2 separate regions of the Homo sapiens genome follow, and region 1 is linked to region 2. Evidence: chromatin loops called from intact Hi-C (ENCODE). Cell type or tissue: uterus. All regions are shown on one strand. Each heading gives the region's core, and the rest is flanking DNA. Links, peaks and the distances in the headings are about the cores only. Region 1 overlaps FNDC3B (fibronectin type III domain containing 3B). Region 2 overlaps FNDC3B (fibronectin type III domain containing 3B).

The links. Peaks named below come from ENCODE experiments on the same cell type or tissue, not always from the same donor. Only the 100,000 strongest peaks of a DNase experiment are listed, where the experiment ranks them.
Region 1: it touches region 2 in a loop (2.4-fold over the local background); 4 of 110 quality-filtered maps call a loop at or near these places.

The regions. Positions count from the first base shown.
Region 1 is chr3:172,282,479-172,294,781 of GRCh38, forward strand. FNDC3B (fibronectin type III domain containing 3B) reads left to right here. Exons shown (of 26, transcript NM_022763.4): 7 at 3,448-3,506. Among named protein-coding and RNA genes, the nearest start is that of GHSR, 160 kb to the right of the region's middle. RefSeq lists an enhancer at 7,101-7,395. In uterus, for the core only: a CTCF peak has its summit at 7,275 (motif pointing right); a DNase peak (open chromatin) is centred at 7,300.
Region 2 is chr3:172,203,441-172,215,743 of GRCh38, forward strand. The region is part of intron 3 of FNDC3B (fibronectin type III domain containing 3B); the gene reads left to right. Among named protein-coding and RNA genes, the nearest start is that of FNDC3B, 170 kb to the left of the region's middle. RefSeq lists enhancers at 5,923-6,486, 6,487-7,049, 9,782-9,841, 9,852-9,911. In uterus, for the core only: no CTCF peak of the experiment used is centred there; a DNase peak (open chromatin) is centred at 7,181; H3K27ac peaks cover 478 bases.

The DNA.
Region 1 (12,303 bases), core at 2,422-10,421, 79 kb after region 2:
TTTTATTTTTGATCTTCTCAGAATCCTTTGTTTATTTGGCCCCATTCAAGGCCCACTTTTTAAATTCTTCCTTTCTTCATATACATTCCCAGCAGATAGGTGGCCTTTGCTCTATTCATTTGACAACCTTTTCTAAGTTAAAAGCAAATAAGAAAACCAACATAAACCTTCCCATAGGACTGAGCAGATCTCCTCTGCTGCCTTCTCTTTCTCCCATCCACCTCAAGGCCAACACCCCACCAGTATCAACCCCATGTTTTCTTTCTCAGTGTCCTCTCCCTCAGGATCCCTAGATCTCTATTAACTCTTCATGATACAGTCAAAGGTTATACTTGCTTTGGGACCATGTATTAGACTTGTGGCCCTGGAGAAATCACATCTACTCTCTGAGCCTCAGTTTCCTCATTTGTTCCTTATATTCCTTCCTCAGTCAACAAAGACACCTATGGGTGGTGTGCCCAGCACCGGAGGTGAGAACCATGATGAGCTAAGTAAGCATAAGTTCCTATCCACCACTGTGAAATGGAGCAGAGAATGTCCATCATGCAGGGGATATTGTAAAAATTAGCAAGGTGATGATGCATAGATGAGCACGTATGTAGGTGCTCAGGAAATGTCAGTTTTCGTGATTGTAATCAAAGGCAAACAGAGAAGGCAAGTCCTGACCTCTCTTTGGAAGTTGTTTTTATCTCAGGAGGACCTTTCCCTTGTATTTCTGGCTTTTACCTGAAACTCATTTTTTTTGACTTTGGACAGATTTTTTTATTATTATTCCTTTTAATCTAGCCTCTTTCTCTATTTTTTCTTTTTTTCTGTTAAAAGCATAACCATTTCTTCTGTCATGTGTATTTGAAAGCAAGGTGGGAGGGGGCGTTCCAGTTTTTGTGGGACAAAGCATCCTGTTTTAACTCTGTTCTTTTATAGTGTATTTCTAGTGCATAGTCCTGAGGATGTTTTATTTGCAGATCCCTTTAATTCTTCCCTTCCTTGTGTGTTGAGTAGGTGATCATCCCTGTTCTAAACTTTTATTACTCCAAGGATAGGGTCTGACTTGTTGCCTTTCTAAGATAATCTAAATGCCTTCTTCATAGCAAGAGGAAACAGTTACCTCCTTCAGCTGGTTGTTTGAACATAACTATGTGAGTGTTTGAAACCATAGGGTCCTTCAAATTCTACAATAACCAGAAATTGAGAACATTTTGTCTTTAACAACTGAACCAGTTCATTTATTGTGACTATGCTTATGTTTTGTTTTGATTTTTTTCTAACCGGCAGTTATCTCTTGAGATTATATAATATTTACAGTTTACTTAGCAGGGGCTTCCAGAAAATGTGAGGGTATGTCAACTTTTGATTTATGGATACAGTTTATACCTTAACATGAATACATAGTTATAAATGAGCTTGTGACATTGGGTCTTTTGAATGTGGGTTTTCTTTTAAAAGGCTACAGTTTTCAAAACCATGATATTACCACCAGCCCATTTGTATTTCTCACCAGACTAAAGGTAGCACGTCCTACTAAACAGAACGCAACAGGAAAAAAAATAAGGAACAAGTCCTTTTAAAGTTTGGAGTGGTGCCAACTACAAGTTTTTGTTATTTTTAATATAGACTTTGTTCATTTATTTAGTCAAGAAGCGTCTGTTGAGCTTTGCACATGTAGGGCCTGTGCTGGGTGCTGCGGGTAAATGGTGATTTTGTCCTAGGGCAGGGGTCATTGAACTATATAGCCTCCCTGTAGCCTGCTTTTGTATGGCCCACAAACTAAGAGGTTGTTAAAGTTTTAATGCGTTATGAAAACAAACAAAAAGCAAAATATGCAAGAGACCTATGTGTGGCTCACAAAGTTTAAAATATTTATTTGATTCTTTAGGAAAAAATTTGCCTACTCCGGACCCTGTGGTGTCTCTGTCTTCCTCAATCTTATGTTTGTTAGTAAGAAAGACCAGAAGTAAGCAAGGGAACAAATAAGAAAGATAGTTCTTTTCAGATTTTGATAATTGATAAGGAAATAGCATGTAAGAGTGACAGAAATGAGGCTGGTGTCAGGTGTAGCAGTTAAGGTGGGATTTTTTGAAAAGATGAATTTAAGATTAAACCTGAACAGTAAGGACAAACAGGTCTGTGCAGAGCTGGGCGTATTAACCCATCTCTCACTCCTTAGGTCCACATCCCCCTTCCCCTCCAAGTGCCTGCTTATTATACACAGAGCTCAGCTAAATGCTGGTTCCTGGAAGACTATCTCGAATGCCCTCTTTTGGGTTACCTTTACTACAGCACCCATCACAAGGCACTGTAATTGCCTATTTGGTTTCATTCTTCCCACCTCCCTCCACTAGACTTGAAATATCTTGGGGGCAGGGACATATGTCTTAGTGATCATATCTCGCTAGCGTTTAGCTCATAAACTAGGTTAAATGGAGTCTACTCTAAACTCAAAATTAGATTCCATCAAGCCCACTGTGAAAATCAAGAAGATCCTCTAACAAGTTGCAGATTCTTAAGTTCTATCACTTATCTTTTTTTGTACACATCCTTCCCCCCTCGTACTCTCTTCTCCAAGCACTATTCTTTCATTTCTAAAACCTAATTATTGCCCCACCCCCAAAACATGCCCATTTCCCTCGTGTTATTAAAAGGCACCGTCATCCATCCAGTTGAGCAAGCCGAAAACTAGGAATTAGCCTTGGTGTGTCACGTTTCCTCACCCTTACCCATCACATCCAGTCCTTCAGGACCCACACCTCCTCAACTAGTCCTGTCTCACTGTCTCTACTCTCAGCTCTAGCCCAGGCCAGCTCTAGCCTTTCCTTTGCCTGGGCCACTGCAGCAATCCACTGACTGGTCTTTCTGTTCCCTTGCTTACCTTCCATATATCCGTTGTTCACACAGAAGACAAACACATCTTTTCAAGCTCAAAAGAAGATCATATCTGTCCCTTTTCTTAGACACCCCAGTGGCTGCCCGTCGAACGTAAACATGTGAACTTAAGTAAACAAGTAAAAACAAGTAAATAAACAAGTAAAAATACAGCTCAAAGATTTGAGCTCACAGCCCTGAATGGAATAACCATTGTCTCTTCAACCACATCTTATTACTCTCAGTTTCCAGGTACATTGGTCCCTCCACTTGCCCTTCTTAGGACCCTTTATTCTCTGTTGCCTGTTAAATTATTAAATGTTAAATGGAACCCCGTGTTAATCTCCTTAACATCGCGAACACTTAAAACTATACAGTGACAAGTCAGTGAACCATAGTGAAACTCCATTCCCCAATGACACCTTCATTCCTGATTTTCCTGGTAACATTTGTAATATCAAAAATTCATGATAACAGGCAACTGATTTAATGATAACTCCAGTTAAAAGGCCTTGGGGAAGGAACTTGACAACCTTACTGCCTTCTAATGGTATTGTTTTTCCTTTTTTCTTTTTCGCAATGCAGAATATGAGTTGGAAGTAAAGAGGGTGCAAGACATTCTTTCGGGAATAGAGAAACCACAGGTATGTCTTCTGGATTTCTCAGCATAAATGACACTTTTTAAAGTATTTCAAATGTGCTTTTTTTTTTTTTCCACCACACAGTAGGTAAGGAAAAGGGCTCTTTCCCTTTGCAGATTACTCATCAACTATGAAATAGTGTTCGGTTCAGTTATTAATGGACCATGAGACATAGAACAGTAGCCTTCTGTGTGTAGTCGTAATCTACTGAAATGTCTTCTTTATTTAGGTATTCTGAATGCAATTAGATATTCTTTCCAAAGATTCTTTTTTTTCTCTCTCTTTTTTCAGTCTACAGTTTTCTTTTGGTAGTTTTTTTTTAACCATATAAATGTAGTAATAATTTTTGAAAACCTCAGTAATCCCAAGTATTTTTCCAAGTAAACTTCAAAAAGATATTTAAATATTAGCTGTGAAAAATAAGTCCAGAACATTGGGTGCAATGGCAAGACAAAAAAATGGTCGAAGTGGTGAGGTTTTGATTTTGCCAGGTGCTTTGAAATTCAAGTGAAAAACTCAGAATGTTGATTCAGCCTTTCATCTGAGATTAGAGAGCCAGAGTTCTTTGGAGTATTTTCTAGCTGAATTGGAAAACCTTGATTCTGCATGTGTTTCAAATACTGAGGCTTTTTAACAGAAGAGTCCAAACATGCCTCAGGGTACATAGTTGAATTTGACAACCTAAAAGCTTGAGGTGTGTTGAAGGACAGGCATAATAAGGCACTTGTAGAGGAGTGGGGTGTTGCCGTTGGGAGGGGTGCAGGGAGTCTGTACTTACTCTGGTGAGGAGCAGGCTGCCACTGGGGGTTTTTGAGCAAAGAAGTTATGTAATCAGGGCTGCATTTTCAGAATGATCAAACAGTTGGTGGATGAGTTGGAGTGAGAAGAAGATAGATGCAGGGAAGAGCAGTGTTAGAATCTGCTACTGTAGTCCTGGTGAAAGGCTATGGGAGTCAAAATTAGGGTGGTGACATCTGTGTGGCAGGCAGCAGGGGACAGATACAAGAGCCATTCCAGAGATAGAATACGGCACTATAACCTGTTAGAATAGATATCAAATGTCAAGGATAACTGGGCTTTCGGGTTTGGATGCCTCCTCTCAGGAATTGCTTCCTCTAAGATGCCTTCCTGATTGCTGTCCATGCCCATCAAGTGGGAGGCTCTACCCCCAGCTTTGCTGTGCCCTTCATGGACTTCTGCTACTGTATTTAATATATTGTACTGCATCTACTTGTTTCTGTGTCTTTCCCGGTCTGTGGTTTCTCTAGGACAGGTTCACAGCTTTGTCCTTTTTGTATCTTCAGTGCCATTCTTGGACATGCTGAGTTTGTTTCACTGTCAGGGACTCTGGAAAGATAGATACAGCGGGCGGTCGCAAATGTCTGGTAGGCCGATGCTGAGGAGCGAGGAGGAACAAGATACAAGACAGGGAGATCACATGCATAGCAATGATACTTCATGTTGTAGGATTGGATGATAGCTTTGCAGACGGGGGTGCAGTATAAGGGAGAGATCAGAAAAGGTGTGAGGGCAGAATTATGGAAAAAGCTTATGTTTGTAGCATAGTAGAAAGAAGAAAAATCTGTAAGGAAAACAGAGGAGTCAGAGAGAGAGGGCAGAGCAGCGGGTTCACTCATGGCCCCAAATGTAGTTTCAGAACTCCATAGTCGCTTCTTAATCATGTTTATGCACACAGTGCTGTTCCTCAGATATTCCTAGTCACTGCTCTGCTGAAGAAGTGACAGAATCTCTGTTTCTTGTGGGTGAGATGGCTCTAGCAAGACAAAAGCCATATTTAGATTCATTGGTCCTTTTTCTTGATGCAGTATTTCTTAGGCATTTAATCTTTTGAGGTTTTAGGGCAGGGTAATAGGCTTTTTGTAAGTAGCTGTGTTGTAAAATATAATAGGGTAAGAGCGTCATCTGAGAACTTTTGCCTGTATCATTTGGAAACAAGCATTGCTTGGCTACAGAAGCACACAGATGTTAGCTCTATCCATGACAGTCTGGCCAGGCCGTTCTGTACCCATCGCAGAGAATTGGCTTCTCAGAGCCTAGTGCCTTTAGGCCCCTGAATCATGTAGATAACTCCCCTTGTTTTCATTTGGTGCTCACTTAGTAGCCTTTTGAGAATTTGACTTCCTTGTTGCCAACAGAGAGAAAGTATGTGAGGCAGGTTGACAGTGCTATCTAATCTACCAGATACTTCTGTTTCTCATTATGAATCAATTAACTGGCAGTCTGATTGTATATATCTGATTCCATAAGTCTTATAGTTTGACATTCAAGTCTGACTCTGGAATACCGGCTAGATTGTCTGAGTCACTGGGCAGGGGCCTGGACCTGGCGAATTCACTCAGGTAAATGCCACAAGGTAACAGCCTGTCTGCAGGGCCAGCCAGCTTAACTGGACTCTATCCTGTCTCATTACCCTCCTCCAAACCTTTGAAGTGGACTTTGAATGAGAAATTCAGTCAAAAGATAACATTTCCATATCAGCGTGGCTTAGATGGGCACAGACGTAGTCAGTATAGCTGAAGAGTTTCCTTAGTCCTATAAAGCTGGAGTTGTTAATTCTGTAGCATAAGCAGCACATTATCTTTCTAGGTTTGGAAAAGGCACGTTGAGAAACTTTCTGGAGGTGAGTAGAAACAAAGCCTCAAGTAGTTACACACTCCAGAGTCATGAAAGATCTGTAGATCCGCATTTATATCTCATGCCCTTTTTAACAGTGAGGCTTGAACTTGCCAAAATACTACACCCTACCTTTTAAGCAGTTTGATGAAAATCACCTGATAGGAAGTGGGCGTCTCTGGACACAGTTGCTTTGCCAACATGTGGGTGGTGGTTGGTGCTAACCACCCTGCATGTCTGGTTCTCTGGATGGCAGTGTAAGTGTATCCAGGTTGCCTGGGCTGAAGGCATATCAGACAAGGGGAGTTTGTATGAAGAGTGCCATGCTTGTTCGTGCCTCCTGCTTTTGCACATGACTAAAACAACTTCTCTTTCTCTCCACCTATATGTTTCCTATTGCTGCTGTAATGATTTACCACAAATTGAATGGCGTAAAACAGTACAAATTTATTGTCATAAAGGTCTAGAGGCCAGAAAGTCCAAAATGTCTCTGGCTAGGCTGTAATCAAGGTGTTGGCAGGGCTATATTTCTTTCTAGAGGCTTTGGGACAAAATCTGTTTTCTTGCCTTTTCCAGTTTCTAAAGGCAGCCTGCATCCCTTGGCTTTGTCTGCAAAGTCAGCAGCCATATTCCCCCAGCTTCTGCTTCCATTCTCACATGCCTGTCTCTCACTGTCCTGCCTCCCTCTTTCACTTATAAGGACCCCCGTGATTTTACTGGGCCCAGCCAGATAATCCAGGTTAAGTCTCCCCTTCACGAGAGCCTTAACTTGGTCACACCTTCAAAGTCCCTTTTGCCATATAAGGTATTCATAGGTTCCAAGGACTAGGATGTGGACCTCTTTGGGGACCTACCACACTCCCCTTCTGATCCTCATAAATGTTATTGCCTGAGACAGTCCACTGTTTCTTTCCAGCCCAATTAGTTGTTTATGCAGTTTCTGTCTTTCCTCTTCGTACCACTTTTCTCTCTGAAGTTCTTGTTTGTGATTGTGTGTTATTTAACTTTTCGCTCCTAATACCTAGCACTGTCCTTGGGACATAGTGACCCCTTAATAGATCTTTGCTGAATAACTGTGTGGCTGTAGCTGGGTTCTGGCCGGGGGCACAAACGCCGGAAGTCTGACCAGCCTCAGGATGTGCCTCCGCCAGCGTGTAAGGCAGCAGCCACTAGAGGGAAGGCCTGTGCTTTGCAATCTGGCACTCTGGGTTGGGACTTGCATTGGCTGTTACCTGTCTTTGTGACCTTGGGTAAGTTACATCATTTCTTTGTGCCTCAGTTTCCTCATCTTTGAAAGGTAGGATAAGAAATACTACCTGGGACTATATGAGAAGTAAATTATATACTTGGAATGCAGTATTTATAGTTTGTAGCGTATCACTAAGCAAAAGTGAAACTTCTGTGCTCTTACATGGGAAGGAAGAGGTATCAGGCCATCTGACAGGGAAAGAAGCAGAGCCATGCAAAGTTGGGAGCACAGTTGTAAAAAGGATTATTTAATTTTGTGTTCCTTTCAGCCACAACTGGTAGCACCTCTAAATAAAAGGCATATATTTTGCTTTGAGGTTTTGCAGATGATTTTATTTAGGTGCAGAACTTGTGGATTCCAGTCATCTTTCTAGGACTTTGGGCACCCTGAATTGAGCAAGTCTTTTACTCTTCAGAGACCCAGCTACTGCAAAGGTCCAAATACTTAGTTTCATTTAAATTTTATTAAAATGGTATACAAGTATACTAGGTATTTATCTTGGGACTGGAACAGTTAGGTGCTATGGGGACTTCACTGGTATAGCCTCCACCATGACAGAGCAATAAGCCTGATATTATTCTGAGTGGCTTAGGAATTAGCCAGCCATCTCGAGCCTAATGTGGTCTGACCTTCTCTGGTGGTGGTGCTAGATGTAGTCTCCCATAGACTGGTGGGCTGTTTATTTTCAGGATATAAATAATGTAACCTGGAATTGTGGTTCTGCATTGTTTCCATCCGCGAATGTTTAGCTTGTTGGAACAATTGATTTGTCGGTTCCAGAAGCGAGTAAACTGACCTGCGAGGAACACTTCCCCTGTAAGAAGCAATCCCTTGAAAGATAAACAGTAGTGCATCTGGGAGCAGATAGGCGGCTCTTAGCACTTCAGGAATCATAAAAACAGATGACTGTGAAATTCTTAGATTTCAGTATCCTTTTTCTTTAACCTTTTCCTTTTTCATTTATTTTCCTTTGTGGTGGTGTTTCTCATGATGATCCTTTAGAAGTGAAGCCAGTATTTGTGTGGTAATATTTCCTTAGTGTACTCTTTAATTAGATCAGTAGGCCTCCCACATAGTTCAATCCAAAGGCCAGAGCAAATTTAGAAGCTACCAATGTACAAGGAAATATTTTTGAACATGAAAGAAACAATTTAGTAACTATGAGAATAAATGGTGTTTCTGATCCAAGTACTATCATTTGCATAATAATAAAATATCAGAAAAAAATGGAAAATTTTACAGAACAGTATTAAAATATTGGGATGAACAGGAGAGAAGGTGCAAGGAGAAAGCAAGCTATGGATTACGTATCAAATAGCTACAGGACAATGCGGTTTTATAATTTCCTTATACACACACATATAGAACAACTGCTTTCAAGTTGGAATCTACATTTAATAAATAGACGAGTGATTTCTAATCAGTATGTGACCATTTACAAGTAGGAAGTAATTTTATGAGTCCTTCAAGGTGCTCAAAAGCAGTTTAGTTTAAATAATTCATATGCAGACTTACACTAGTAACCTGTACAACAGACCCTTTTATAGCAGTTATTGAACTGCTTTTGAATTGGAATCTACATTTAATAAATAGACAGGAATGATTTATAATTAGTATGTGACCACTTAGTAGTAGGAAGTAATTTTGTGAGTCCTTCAAGGTGCTCAAAAGCAGTTTAGTTTAAATAATTCATATGCAAATGTATACTAGTAACCTATACAACAGACCCCTTTATATTACTATTGCAGAAACAAATGTCAGATTGCACCTCGTCCAATAATTTTATAACTACAAATTACCCCTTTTATCACCATTACAAAGGAGATTGACTTTCTAGTTACGGTAGGTTAATTAAATATCAGGAAGTCAGTTTTATGGCTTCTAAACTTTTTTGAGGGGTGAGGGGAACAAACAGCCATGGTGATCACTGTGATGATCAGATTAGCCGTGCCCTAGTTAAGCTTGTTGGTCACTGCTGGCAAGAAAGTTTCAGCACAGGCAGACTTGCAATGTGAAGGTCATATATGAGTGTTGTTGCTCTGAAATCGGCATGAACCTAGATAGAGTTCCTAGAGTTCCAAATCTCTCATTAAGGCATTACCTCCCAGGACACTTGGAGTAAATATGTCTAGTGCTGAGAATTCACCTTCAAGTGACATTCTCTTGAAAGACAGCATGTCAGTTTCTGGAATCAGCCTTAAGTGGAAACAAGTTCCAAGTCCTAATGGAGACTAAGTGATCTTTTTCTCCTCATTCCATTGCCTAAACAAGGGAAACCTCGGGCCAAGAGTCAGTGAAAGGGAGAGAGCAGGAGGACAAGAAGGATTTGGCCCCAGAACATCATCATGATCTGGGTGTCAGGCTGCTTAGCTCAAGGAAAGAATTCACAGAAACCGCTTTCCTTTGAGAATGATGCTGAGTTCTCAAACTGCATTTCTGATAGGCTGGCACATTGGAAGAATGTATTTCCACAAACACCTGCATTGCATGCTGATGACAGTGTACATCCTGAAGGCTTGCTTAGGGACTCTAGGGAAAAAGTGAATGTTATTTTAGTTGATGCTTCAAGTGTTGTATTTCTCTGTTCAGGTAAATAATAATTTAACCAAGTCCTAAGGGAAAAAAGTAAAGTTGTCATAGCTGACATAAAAGGTAGAGTTTAAAGGGATGTGACTTCATGGATATTTGTTTGGTATCTAGAACGTTGGCATTTGACTGAGCTATTTTGAGACATGGTTATTTCACACCACCATTCATGGAATCAGTGTTACTGTCTTCTGTGTTCTTGGGTGCAAAGCAGCCACTTATCACCTTGGCTGAGTGTTTTCCAGTACCTAATGAGCCTCCTTTTTTTCCAAGAAACCAAACTCTTTGTAACAAATTATCTCCCACGTTAAAAATAAAATATGATACCCAATACCTCAGGATTACTCATTAATGGTATGTGAAGGAATTGAGCAGATATACTGTTGTATGTTGGAAATGCTGTCTTAAAATCTAGGTAGAGAAACAACACACAAATAACCAAGTAATGCTCTGTGTAATGGAATATGCACCAAATGCAGGGATGGAAAATAGGCAAGAGTACAAAGAAGAGTGGTTGAATCTGACAGTGCAGACGGTACAGGAACCTGTCCAGAATCAGTCTCAGAACACTTAAGAGTCCCTCTGTGTTCAGTATATCTGCCATGAGGCCCCTCATGTGCCTGTCTCTCTTCAACAGGTTGGGGCTCCTCGAGGCCAAAGATCATACCTTAATCATCTTTGTATCCACAGCCCCTCACAGGGTGAGGTATGACCATTAAATGAGTAAACAAAGGCAGCATTTGAAGTGGGTCCAAGAGAAGTTGGTTAAAACCAAGGAAGTAGGAGAGTTAAAAGCTAAGTCCCAGGGGTGTGAGAGAGGGCATAAGAGAGGCCAGCATCCTGGAGGTTTGGTCACAGCATCGTGGTGCAGATGGGTTGGAGGGGTGGGGAAGAGGAGCTGCTAGTCTGGAGCTATAGCAGTCTTCCTCAGATGTTTTAAAGAGATGTGTAATGCAAGCCTACCATCTTCTGATAGTCTGTGTCAGAAACTCAGACTATCTTATTTCCCTAGATTTTTTATTCAACAAACATTTACTAAGCAACCACTGATCACAGTTGACTATGACTTGGATTCTGTCCTTAGGGAGTCTCAAAGCCCAAGGGAGGTAGACAAAGGCCATAATGTGATTAGCAATTATAGCAGTATCCACAAGGTTCTGTAGAACATGGAGGAGTGACAATGCATGAGATAATTTAGAGAAGGCTACTGGGAGGTAGTGAGGCCGGGCTGCGGTCTTTAAGGATGAGCAGGAGTTTGACTAAATAATTGGCTAAATATATCATGATATTCTATTTATATGGAATAAATAGTACGAAGTGATCTCCACTAAAAATGTAGTGAAGGACAGACTGAAGAGAGACTCTGCATTCATTTTCCATATTTATTATTTGTATTTCAAGTATTTAATAATTCCAATAATCTTTATGTAGATCCTATAGTGACAAAAATGGAAGAAGGAAAAAAAGGGACTGAACAGTTTACCTGTCTCCATCTACAGCCTAATAATCTACAGCTATAAAGTCTTTGTGAACATTAAGCTTTAGCGTCTGTATTGTCTTTTTTGTTTTTAATATGCTATCCAGACCAATATCCAGATAGCAATAGAATAGCCTTTAGACAGTTACAGCGTTAAAGTTTTGTCCTTAGATTTATTTTAAATAATTAGATCATATTTTAGGTTGGGTTTCTCCAGAAATGGTCTCTAAAACCAAGTATTGAGTGCAAATAGTTTATGTGGGGATGTGATCCAGGAAGCCCTGGTTAGAGACAAGGGAACTGAGACAGAGAAGGGAAGTGTATTAGTCTGTTCTCGCATTGCTATGAAGAGCTACCTGAGATTGGGTAATTTATGAAGAAAAGAGGTTTAATTGACTCATGCTTCTGCAGGCTGTACAAGCATGGCTGGGAAGGCCTCAGGAGACTTACAATCATGGTGGAAGAAAAGGGGAAGCAGACATGTCTTACGTTGCCCGAGAAGGAGGAAGATAGAGAGAAGGGGGAAGTGCCACACACTTTTAAACAACCAGATCTTGTGAGAACTCACATCAGGAGAACAGCAAGGGGGAAGTCCACCACAATGATCCAGTCACCTCCCACCAGGCCCTCCTCCAAGATTGGGGATTGCAATCTGACATGAGATTTGGGTGGGGACACAAATCCAAACCGTATCAGGAAGGAAGCCCATGCGGGGGTCTATCAATAAACAGGTTACAGCTGTGGCCAGTCAGAGCTTAGTCCTTATAAACACCTCTGGAAGATGGAGTAGATTTTGTAAAACATGCCTCAGAGTAGTATTTTAAGAAGGTTCTGGGTATTTTAAGTCCCAGAGT
Region 2 (12,303 bases), core at 2,882-10,881:
AATTTTGGTATAACAGAACATCCTAGCCAGTTTTTCTATCTTTCTGAGCCATCAATTCTTAAGAAACTGCATAAGCATTTTATTTTGAAACCTTATGGGGAAGGATGTTACATTCACATAAGAATGAAACTCAATAGGAGGTTTGCCCTTTGATTTGCTTTATCTTTTCGCTGATTTTCTTTGAAAGATTATGCTTGGTGTTCTTCCAGATCGCAGTGGTAACAACAGGCAGGCTCCCAAAAGCACCTAAGGGGAGAGACATCCCATGAGAATCCATCATACATTTCATACCTTTCCAGCTGCTGCTCTTAGTGATTGGTGTAAAGCCATTCAGGCACCCCTTGTCTTTTATTACACAATGAAATTGGGGTATTTCCCGTCACTTTTTTTCCCTTCAGACTTTTACAAATGATTTTTGGGCCCGAATGTGATTGTGAATAGACAGACATAGCTTCTAAGAAAGCCGTTGGGACCCACTGAATTGTGACTGTCAGACAAAGGCATTTTGTTTAGAAGGCTTGTCCCAAAGTGGTGTTGGAGTCTGAAAGAAGGGCCGCCAGCGTCTCGTTCTTTCTGCTGTGAACTAATAGGAAAGCTGATGTTTGCTGAGTGGATGGCTGTACTCACTGTCCAAACAGATCTGTGTTTGCCAACTGTGAACATATTGCTGCCTCTGTGAGGCACTCCATCATGCCTTGAATGGATCCTCTTGTGTTCAGAATTTTCTGACTCAAAGCGAGGGAGAGAGAAATATTTCTTTCAGACTTCAGCATTCACTGTAGCATCCATAGTCTCATCAGACCTTTAGAAACCAAGCATGCACCGGAGACGCTTCTTAAGGAGAGTGAGAAAAGAGCAGAGAAAAAGGAATAAAGAGACAGCCCCATTGAAATGCCTTTATTCTGACCATTTGTGGCCAAGTTTTCATAAATAAACCAGGCTGCCTTGGCAAATAGAATTGTGAGAATATTTTTTATTTCTCCTGAGCAAAATAGAACTCTGAGTTTCCAACTCATGGTCCATTTCTGTGCATGTATACATACATGCACAGACAAAAATAAAAGCATAGAATACATTTATAATGTGTTATTAAATGGGTGACAGAGTTTTATTCCACCTGGATAATCCCTTAAGAAAAGGCTAATTGATACATATGAAGGAGTTTTGATTACTTTATAAACTGTCTCTTAGTTTTAGGGTTACAAACCTATTGTATATGAAAGGGTGAAAATAAAGTGGGTTTTTTTGTTGTTGTCAGTTTAGTCACTTTCTATAAGTTGACAGTAATAGTACCTTCTGGCAAAGTCTAGTATTCGCTGCATGAACTGCGGACAGAGCCCATGGAAAAGATGTGGCATTCCTTGCAATTACCCATTGTTTTGTGTGTTAAATTTCAGAAACCTTGGTTGAGTGGGTGGAAAAACAACATTGCTGATAATGAAACTCAGTGAGCACATGGCATGCACAGGACACTTACCATTCTGGTCTGTGTTGCTTATTGAGTACATGTTCAACACTGAACAGCTTCACTCGGCATTGTAGTGGAAATGGAGAGAGACGGGAAGGACAGAATGCTTTTGTGAGTGGAAAGGTAGATTTCTGTGTAGTTCTCTGCAGCAGTAAACCGTTGCCTGGCCTTAGTCAGTGAGAACTCAGTATTTATTTGCCTACCTGTAGTAAATGATTTTTTTGGCATATATAACCCATAAAAGTTTAAAACCAGAATTACCATCCCCCGCCCAGGCTACAGTATTTACCATTTGGTTGTCTGGGTATTCTTATCCAGGACTAACTGTACTCATGGAAAAATCTAGTTCTTTAAACTTACTGGAAATATAACAGGAATAGCAGGGACAGTTGGGGTAGGAGAGGGCCTGGCAACCATGGCTGCCATTGATGTAATAGTAATGATCTCAGCTAGCCCAGCTGGGAAGCCAACCATGTGCCAGGTACTCTTCTAAGTATTTTATATATGTTAACTAATTTCTTCCTCAGACAATCTTGTGAAATTGTTACCATTGCTTTCTTCATTTTACAGGTGAGGAAACCAAGGCACAGAGAAAGGTTTACTAACATGCCTAGGATCTCACAACTAGTCATTTGTGGAGTGTGGAATTGAAGTTAGAGGAGGATGGCCCCAGTATCTGCCACAATTACTACAGCACTACGGTTGGCGAGGGAAGAAATCTGCATTCTCCTTGTAGAGTTTTCTATTTATCTTTCCTTTATTTCTTGGAGTATGTGTATCATATCATATGGTTTTGGAAAAGTGTCTGAAGGTCATCAAAATCTAAGTACTAGGAGGCTAAGATCAGAAAGATAATGCATTCTGTAGGTAAAGAAGTTTGCTCCTCTTTGTTTTTGTCACAGAAAGAAGTTCCACATTTAATTAATTCCTGGTTATTATTATTATAAATTGGTTGAATTACATTGTGGTCTAGTAGATAGGGCTGGGTAATACATTTTGTTCAGAACTTAATTGAGAGCTTGATTTTAAACTTAAAGTCAACCATTATGAGGTATCTTAGTATAAAATCAGGATATTTATATGTAGTTAGATGCTAATATAAAAATATTCAATCATATTTCTTTATGATGATGGATTGAGCGGGGATATGTTTATATGTAAAGCTTGGAAGCAACATTTTTACAACCGTAGGGTAATAGTACTATTGCCTAGTGTAAGTAGCTTTTCTCAAGAGACTATAGGGATGATTGAAATTGGCCAGTTTCAGATGATTTTTATAGGAGTAATGTTTATTGCAGCTCATTAATGCCATGTTTAATAGTTACTGGTTATCTGAAATGTTGCCCTGAGTGGAAAGGGGGTCATATGGTTCCATTGCTAGAGGATTGGACCTAAAATGGTTTTGCGTGAATAATGTTGTTTGTAAGTTATTTCTTGGGATCCTATCTCAAAGAAAGTGTACTTGAAAGGCCAGGCGCGGTGGCTTATGCCTGTAATCCCAGCACTTTGGGAGGCCAAGGCTGGTGGATCACCTGAGCTCAGGAGTTTGAGACCAGCTTGGCCCACATGGCAAAACCCTGTCTCTACTAAAAATACAAAAATTAGCTGGGGGTGGTGGCGGGCGCCTGTAATCCCAGCTACTCAGGAAGCTGAGGCATGAGAATCACGTGAATCCAGAAGGCGGATGTTGCAAGGAGCCGAGACTGCACCATTGCATTCCAGCCTGGGCAACAAGAGCGAAACTCCATCTCAAAAAAAAAAAAAAAAAAAAAAAAAAAAGTATATTCTGGAGACTATATTTTAGAAAGTGAGTTATAAAAAAATAAAAATAGGTCACACTTTATTGTGATGTTTTATGCAGTTTGTATAAACACCGACTGACTGAACTTAAAATTTTTGCACATTGTATTGACCACATGAAACCTATCAAGATGTTTTAGTATATTGGGTTTGCTATAAAACTAAAGTTTATTCAGGTTTCTTCTTTTGAGAGAGAGATTATGACAAAAGAATAGCTTGGCTTTCTGCCCCAAGAATCTTTGTTTTGGCCTTTTTTGCCTTTGTTTTGCTTATTTTGTATGTATTGGACCTGTTTTTGCCTATTTTGAACCTGTTTTGGAGGGGCTACCAAACTGCCAAACCAAAGAGCTCATCACAGAAGAGGCAATTTCACACCCAGAGAATTGGTAGTCCCAACTTTCTGAATGACACCTAAGATCATTACCTTAATTTTTTTATCTGCTAGTCAGTAATTTTCAACAGTCTTTTCTGCTTGGTTTAGGTTTAGTCTGTAAAAGGGAAACAGGATATTAATTTGCAAGAAAACCTGGAGAAATTGGAAAACTTCTGTTGGGTATTACTTTTGCCTGATACCTACTCAAAATTAGAAACAGAAATACCTTATATTATTAGCACTTTCTCCACAATCATTAATATTAAAAATACAATGGGTATCAAATAAATAACACAGTTTACAAGGAAAAAAGTGACCAAAGCACCCTGTGGATCAGATTTGACTACTTGCTGCTTTTGTGAACTTGTGCTTCACTCTGTGTTTCTGTTCTGTAGGTTTTGATAGGCTAGACTTCTCCAGATATATTAAAACATGAATAATTTGGTAAATAGGCTGAGGTTTTATTGAGGTTTACCTGGGCTCAGGAGGGAGGACAGGTGTGCTGATTGGTCCATGGGCGGCCATGGGCGGGGCCTGGAAAAAGTATCATCCAATTGGCCAAAAGGCATCAAGGAGGTTCTCACTCCCAGTAGCAGTGGCTCACACCTGTAATCCCAGCACTTTGGGAGGCCTAGGTGGGTGGATCACTTGAGGTCAGGAGTTCAAAACCAGCCCGACCAACATGGTGAAACCCTGTCTCTACTAAAAATACAAAATTAGCTGGGCATGGTGGCACATGCCTGTAATCCCAGCTACTTGGGAGGCTGAGGCAGGAGAATCACTTGAATCCGAGAGAAGGAGGTTGCAGTGAACCGAGATTGCACCACTGCACTCCGGCCTGGGCAACAAGAGCAAAACTCCACCTCAAAAAATAAAAAAAAGATAATTCAGTAAAATTAAAGGGTTGAAGTGTAGCTTAGTAAAACCTTAGCCTTAGCAATGCTTTCCCCAGTCTTTAGAGGGAAGATTTGTTTTTAATTTCCTTGTAAATTTCATTCTATAAAGTCCATGCTGGACAGCAGATTTGGTGATTAAGATCTGAACCTTTATTTTTTTCTTTCCTATAGCTGACATTAGTAAGAATATAATATATTGTGATATGAACACCTGGGAAAGAAAAACCGAAGGTGTGATGAAGCACAAATTAAAGGAATCTGACATTTTCCCCCAACTCCTGGGGAACAATAGTAGTTTGAACTTTAATTTACTGTGCAGTTAGAGCAATTTAATAGATTAGGTGGACATGCTGTGTACTGTCAGAAATGGCTTTTTCAAAACATGAATAATAATACATATATTTATTTTGAGCCCTTCTCATATAGCCTTCTCCCAGAGGTTGAGCAGGTTAGGGGGCATGAGTATATCGAGAACAAATGGAGAAGACCGAATGTGTAGTTTTAGTGGACAATATGGTTTATTTTTATTATTTATTTTTAAAGTTGCTATATAATCGTTGTACATATTGTTGGAGTACATGTGATATTTTGATACCTGTATACCATGTGTAATGATCAAATTCAGTTACTGTTGAGTTATCATCACACAGGATCCTTCGGGTGTCACTTCACCAGCCAGAAACCTCTGGCCGGCGGCGCCTCTGCTTGAGTTTTGCTCGTGCCTTCTGGGCTTCTTCTGCCCACTTGGCCTGGATCAGGCAGCACCACCGGCCAGGATCCTCCCCTGCCAAGGGTGCGCCAGTCACGGAGCGGCGAGGGGTGTCTAAATGATTGAGCACAGGGTCCGGCCACTGTGCACAGCTAGGCATTCTGGCTGTTGCAGTGGGGTGGGCAGCTCCATGCACCAGCATAGGTGCTGGCTCCGTGCAAGGCTGTGGCTGGACCAGACATACCACAAGCTGTGGGTACCAGTGTCTGGATGAGGGGAACACAGTGGCGCCTGAAAGCTTGGAGATGCCAGGAACCACAGAGCCCCAAAGAGGGTGTTACAGCGTGTCACAGCCCTGGCTCCGGGAGCCCTGAGTTCTGGGCTCTCAGTAGGGCCACACCTCTTCTCTCCTCATTGCCTACAGTGCGCAGTGAGCGGGGGTGGGGGTGGGGGTCGTGTTTCAGCCTGTTTGTGTTACAGCTCTTTCAGTCATGCTTGCCTCTGGCTCCTGGGCTGGTCCAGCACCACCACTGCTTCCTGTTGCATGAGGTGGCTGCCTAGTGCTGGCAGAGGGCGGGAGGGCTGTAGTGTTACAGCCCCTTTAGCTGCCGCCCACAGCTGGGCAAGCTGGCCAGGAAAGTGTTACAGCTCCTTTCGTTCCTGCTGTTTGGTGGGTCTCGAGTTTTTCTTCCACATCCAGGAAGAATGAAGTTACACGGGCAACTGGAGGGTGAGCAAGGCCGAGAGGAGCTTTATTGAGCAACAGGAACAGCTCTCAGTGGAGAGGAGACCCAAAGTGGTTAGCACCTATCCACAGACAGGTGATGAGTCGCTGAGTCTGGGGGTTTTTATGGGCTCAGAAGGGAGGGCATGTGTGCTGATTGGTCCATGGGCGGCCACAGGCGGGCCTGGAAAAAGCACCATCCGATTATCCGAAAGGCATCAAGGAAGTTCTCACTCCCAGTAGCCGACTCCACCCAGAACTGGCAGCCTCGACCATAGGCTTCAGGCCCTCCCTGGCTTAAAGGTGGAGTTTCACCAGGGACCTGCCCCTTCCTGCCTAGGAAACTGTCTGCCTCCCACCACTATCAATATGCCATCCATGGCGCCCAGGCTGTCCGGCCCGAGGGGCACCTGCAGGCCCGCACTGAACTGCCCTCAGCCCCTTGGCCTCCTTCCCATGCTCGTTGGTGCCCAACGTCTGGAGGGAGTCCAGGCAGCAGGGGGCTGACATGTCAGTGCTGCCCTGAGCACACACACATCCGGCTGGCTCGCAACAGTGCCCAGGCTCAGCCACAACTGTTTTCCGACTGGAGTGGGTGCCAGGGACAGGGAGAGGCCAGCCAGGGAGTGGAAGCAGGCACTTCTGAGCCTGCGGGAGCGCAGGGATGCCTGGGTCCAGAGCTGCAGCTGGGTGGCTGCAGCTGTGCCCAGGGACGCAGGCTCCCACCCTGCCAACTTGGTAGGGCACAGGGTTCCCACCGGGATCACCTGTTCCCAGCCCCCGCCAGCTCCACGAAGCCGCCCCCCACTCCTCCATGCAGTTGGCATCTTTGCAGTGGCTGCTCCACGTGGGCTACCACTGCTATCATTATGATATGTTTTGATAAAACAGATCATTGGATTTTTCTTAAGAGTTCTGCATTTTTCCTTAATTTTCTTTTTTTGTTTTCCTTTTTTCTTTTGAAATGGGGTCTGTTTCACTCAGGTTGGGGTGCAGTGGCAAAATCATAGTCCTGGGCCCACACAATCCTTCCGATCCTTCCACTTCAGCCTCCCAAGTATGCTGGGACTACAAGTGTGTGACATCATGTCTGGCTAATTTTTTATTTTTAAAACTTTTTTAGAGATGAGAATCTCACTTCTTTTTTTTTGCCCACGCTGTTCTCAAACTCCTGACATCAAGTAATCCTCCCTCCTCAGACTCCCGAGTGTCTGAGATTATAGGTGTGAGTCACCGTGCCTGGCAAAATCTGCACTTTTGTAGTATTTTGTTTTAGTTAAACTTTTCAGCCAAGTGCAAAAAAATGAAAAGATTTGCACATGAATATGCAAACAGGTATGACTGTTGAGAAGAATAAGCTAAGGTTTTAGGGAAGCAAATATTCTTTTTTCTGGCTCAAGTGAGAGAATTAGCTCAGCTTAGAAGTTACTTGCTTTTTGGATGTGTTACTTGGATGTGTTACTCGGATGTGTTACCCATACATAGAATCATTAAATCATTATTTTTATACACATTCTTAGTGAGTTGAGATTTTGCTGCTGACACATTTGCAAAAGTTGGGATTGAAAATTAGAGTTTCTTGTTCAATGCTTTACTACTCTGCTGTTCCAGAAACCTTTAAGTTAAAGTAACAGATTAAAATATTTCATATGAAGAGAACTTTATGATTTCATATGACAATATACACACACTGAAAAACATAAAACTTTAAATATTTTAATGATTGCAAAGAGTATAACATAAAAATGACTCATAACATAAATGTAAAAACGTAGGTTTTTAAGCAGTGAGTACAGTGCTGATTGGAATACTAAGGATTTCAATAACCTAGTGTAATTCAGGATGAAGAAACAGAAATCATGACCTTCTTCAGATTTGAACTTGGCGGGATCCTGTTTGCAGGCTCTGCCTGTCTCTGCAGTGGGTTGAGTTCCTCATTGGTCCACTGACCCTGGTGTAGGGAAGAGGTTGACTGGACTTATTTCTGAATTTGACTGTCAGTAGCCCAGGGTTATAATGATTTCCCACACCTTGGACATACAGAAAATGATAAAATATAATGTTTTTAGAACCTGATTTTGCAAAGGGGCATAGATAAGGTAGATTGTTAGAAGGACCCAAGGGGAATGGTTGGAAGGCATGTCATAGAAGGAGAAGATAAAGAAAGCCCAGATGATTTTTGCCTGTAGAAGAGGAGGGCTGATGGGATTCAACTGCCTAAGTTTGTATCTAAATCTTGTTTTATGGAATTGAGGTTACATTTTGTTTGTATGGCTCTTAAGAACAGAATTCAGATTTCTGCCTTTGAAAAAGGGGAAACCCTTTACCAGTTAGGATTATTAAAAAATGGAATTTCTCTGCATTTTGAGATAGTAAACTCTACATTGAAGTATTCTGCTACTTGTTAGAAATTTTGTTCAAAACTTCAAGCATTAAATGGGGAATTGGTCTGGATGACTGTTAAGATCCCCAAGAGAATTCCAATTCTTTGATCTTAGCTGTCAATTAAAGATGTTTATAAATGTTTTATCAGCTGTTCTACCTACTTCCTTATTCTTAGATGTATACTATTTCATATTAAACGATCACCAGGGACCATTAATCATATAAATAAACAGCAATAATTGCATAGACTGATTCTTCATAGAGTGCTTATTATCCTATATTATATAAAATCCTGTGATCATTTTGTTGTTGCCATGGAAGTAAAACAGTGGTTGCTTTATTATGACTAAAGCTGGGGGACTATTTTTAGCCAAATTATAGTCATCTTTGCCAGCTGAAGCATATTCAATTAAATATCCATTAATAGGATAAAGTTTATGGAACTCTGTTAATGACTCTTTTTCCCTCTTTACTTTTAAACATTGTGATGAAATTAAAACTTAGCTAATTGGACTCAAGGTAACTACAAATGAGATGTGCTTCAAGGATCTTGAATGAGCCTGTTTTTTTCTACTTTCTATTTATTTTTTACCGCGTTCTTTCCAAGTCATTCTTCTGAACTGGTCCGTAGCACATCTGCATCAAAACCAGTGATCAGGGATGGCCTGAGGAAGTTGGGCTGCTTGTGGGGAGAAGCAGACTCTGAAGGCCTGGAAATCTACATTTTCAAAAAGGCCTAGAAATTTTGACGTAGCACATTTGAGGATGATAGCAGGAAGAATTTAGAAATTGTCAGCTAACACCTGTTTTCTAGAATCTGCAAGCACAGACCTACGTGACACCAGTACCACCACTACCACCCAGCATATTACTCTAGAAGGAAGCACAGAAATTATCAGGTTTCTTCTCTTTTACTTTGTATCATGAACAATTAAGTAACTTGCCCAGGGCCATACAGACTGAATCCCATATCTCCACTGAGCCATTTGGTTTTGATGGGGATGGACTGAAGAGAAGAACTTTAAAAAATACTATTGGAAAGCTGAAATGGACCAGTGACCAGCCTCTGGATTCCTGTGATTTGTATCAGTTACCGTTTTGAATATCATGCATATGCTATGGTCACAGATCTCTTAATGTATCACGAGGACAGTTGGAAAACAATTCAGTTGAGATTAATTGGGTACATGTATTTTCTGGTTGTGGCTTTTCTGCCTTGTTTGTAGTTTACACACCAATCCATGAAATTATTTCCTTCCTTTTTCTTTTTCTTCCATGTTAGGTATCTGTCTGGTTCCTCCCTTCTTTTTCAAAGAGAGGATCAGCTTTCTGCCCCAGATCCTTCTTTCTCCTTATCTGTTCTCCACTTGATTTTAGTAACATTTCTGTGCAGACAGCCTAACAGACCTGACCTCAGATCTGTGGCCAGAAAATTTTTACTCAAATACTTTGACAGTGTTTTACTCATCTAAAAGTGAATGTGATCCCTAGACAAGTATGAGGCCAAAGGTGCGTCTCATTGGACCTCAGGCCATGTGAGCATACGCACATGGGAACATGGGGATTCTTTTACAGTTTAAGTCATGGGGAAGACAAGTCATAAACCACAGTGGTTTCTCAAAGGCAGTGATAGAGATAAGGTGATGAAGAAACTCCTATCTTCTCAGTATTCACAGTTTTGTCTGAGTAGGGATGTCTGGAAAAGGGAGGAGTATAATCCTAAAGTTTTGCCTTGAAGGGATTTATGAGTTGCTCATATTTATATATCATGCATATCATTTGTTTGTGCTCATACTCTTGCTTAACCAGTGATAGTACTATATGCAAAACTCCCCATTTTGATGTAGTCTTGTTTTTAGTGATTACCTGGTAATTTTGCCTTCTCCCCATTCTTACCTATCCTAATACGGCCTCGGTTTTTTAGCCTTTCCAGATTAGCAAACCCCAAAGGCTTAGTAGTTGTTTTGAGGAGCTAACTTTAAAATGTATCTGTTCTTGTTGCTTTTTCAGCTCAGGATAAACAGCAGTGAATCAGTTAGGAGACCTTTCTGGTAGCCTGTTACCCCAAATGTAGACCCTTGATTTTGATTTGTCTCAGGCCCCCTTAGTAGTAGATGAAGGGTTGGTTTTTGAAAGTGAAATTGTAGCTTGTTTAGTAAAAATTGCTTGTTTCTGTGGAGGCAATGTGCCAAAATTAGAAGCATCTATGGTGCCGCGCCATAAAGCAGTCTGGTGCCTCTCAAACAATAACTTTGTCAGTTCATTTTTATGGCTGAGAAAATAGCAGTCTAGGTGACCAACTTTCCCACAATTGCTTGGGGGTGTTTACTGACTGCCCTTGATCAGACGCCAAACACTTCAGAGGTAAGAGAGCCTAACCTATTTGTAGTTGTTGTTTACCCTCAGCCCTTAGCCTGCCCTTTGTTTTTCACTTACAAACAAAAGAGTAAAATCAACAGGCTGGTCTGTAAGAACTCTCATTTACTTTCCGGACCCCTTCTGTGTGGTTTAGGTAAGGCAGAGACTGGAACTATATACATCAAACTAATCATCTCACAGCCCATTATTAGGTCCCAGCTGCCGGACAACTTAGAGGATTTTTATTAACAATCAAGACACTTTTGTAAAGTTAAGTTAATTTTTGGAGATTGCTGGTCCCTTCCAGCCTGACACTGAAGTGATGATGAGTGAGTGAGCAGCCTTCTAGATTGGCAAGAAAGTGGCATCAGGTAGATAAGCTATGACTCTGTTTTATGGAATATTTGGTTCATTTTTTTTTCCATTGAGCAGCCTTCTAGATTGGCAAGAAAGTGGCATCAGGTAGATAAACTATGACTCTGTGTTTATGGAATATTTGGTTCATTTTTTTTTCCATTTCCATAATCACTTTTGATTTTCCTTAGTAGTTCTAGTCCATACATCCTGGACATTTCTCTCTTGCCTTTGGATTTTAAGTGCATGAGTTAAAAGAACTAAGCTAGTAAACCACGTTAGGATGTTGTCAATAAAATGCCCTTACAGTGTTGTCAAAGACTTTGCTTTATGGCAGGCACTCTTGCAGGGGCAATGGAAGAGCCAACCCTGAGAGTAGTTAAAAGGGATCTTCTGTGGTTTGCTTTGTAAGCCTCACTAAAGCAACAATAATTGAAATCCCTGAAATATATTGAGTAATGATATGTTGGTAAAGCAATACATGATTATTACTTGTCATACAGCTTTCAGGTTGGTGATGTTTTTCATGTTCTTTCATTTGTAACAGATGAATAATGTAAAACAGAGCTTGTGAGGAGTACAATGACATTTTGTTGTCTGGTTAATAATTTCAGCACTATTTGCAAAATTGCCCTGCCAGAGCATGACCTAGGAATTGTAAAGTGGAACACAAATAAAATAGGAAATGTGTATTTGCCCATGAGTTCTTCATGGACTTGTTATAAAAACACTTGTTTGCTGTCCTGTCTTTTGCTCACTTCTCTGTCCCCACTGGGAGAAGAGGGCCTTGTGGCCAGGCAAATGGGATGGAAGTGGGGGTACATGGAGGAAGAGTAGACAAGGTTTTATTCATCTCTGTTCCCTTTCATAACTCTTCCTAAGAGCAGAGAAAGCTGGTGAGAGAATGACAGGCAACCCTGTTAAAAGACTCGGAGGCTGGGCGTGGTGGCTCACGCCTGTTATCCCAGCACTTTGGAAGGCCGAGGTGAGTGGATCACCTGAGGTCAAGAGTTCGAGACCAGCCTGACCAACATGGTGAAACCCTGTCTCTACTAAAAATACAAAAATTAGCTTGGCATGGTGGCAGACACCTGTAATCCCAGCTACTCGGGAGGCTGAGGCAGGAGAATTACTTAAACCCAGGAGGCAGAGGTTGCAGTGAGCCGAGATTGCGCCACTGCAGTCCAGCCTGGACTCGGGGCCAGTGCAGCAAATAAATTCTGCCCCGTTCCTGCT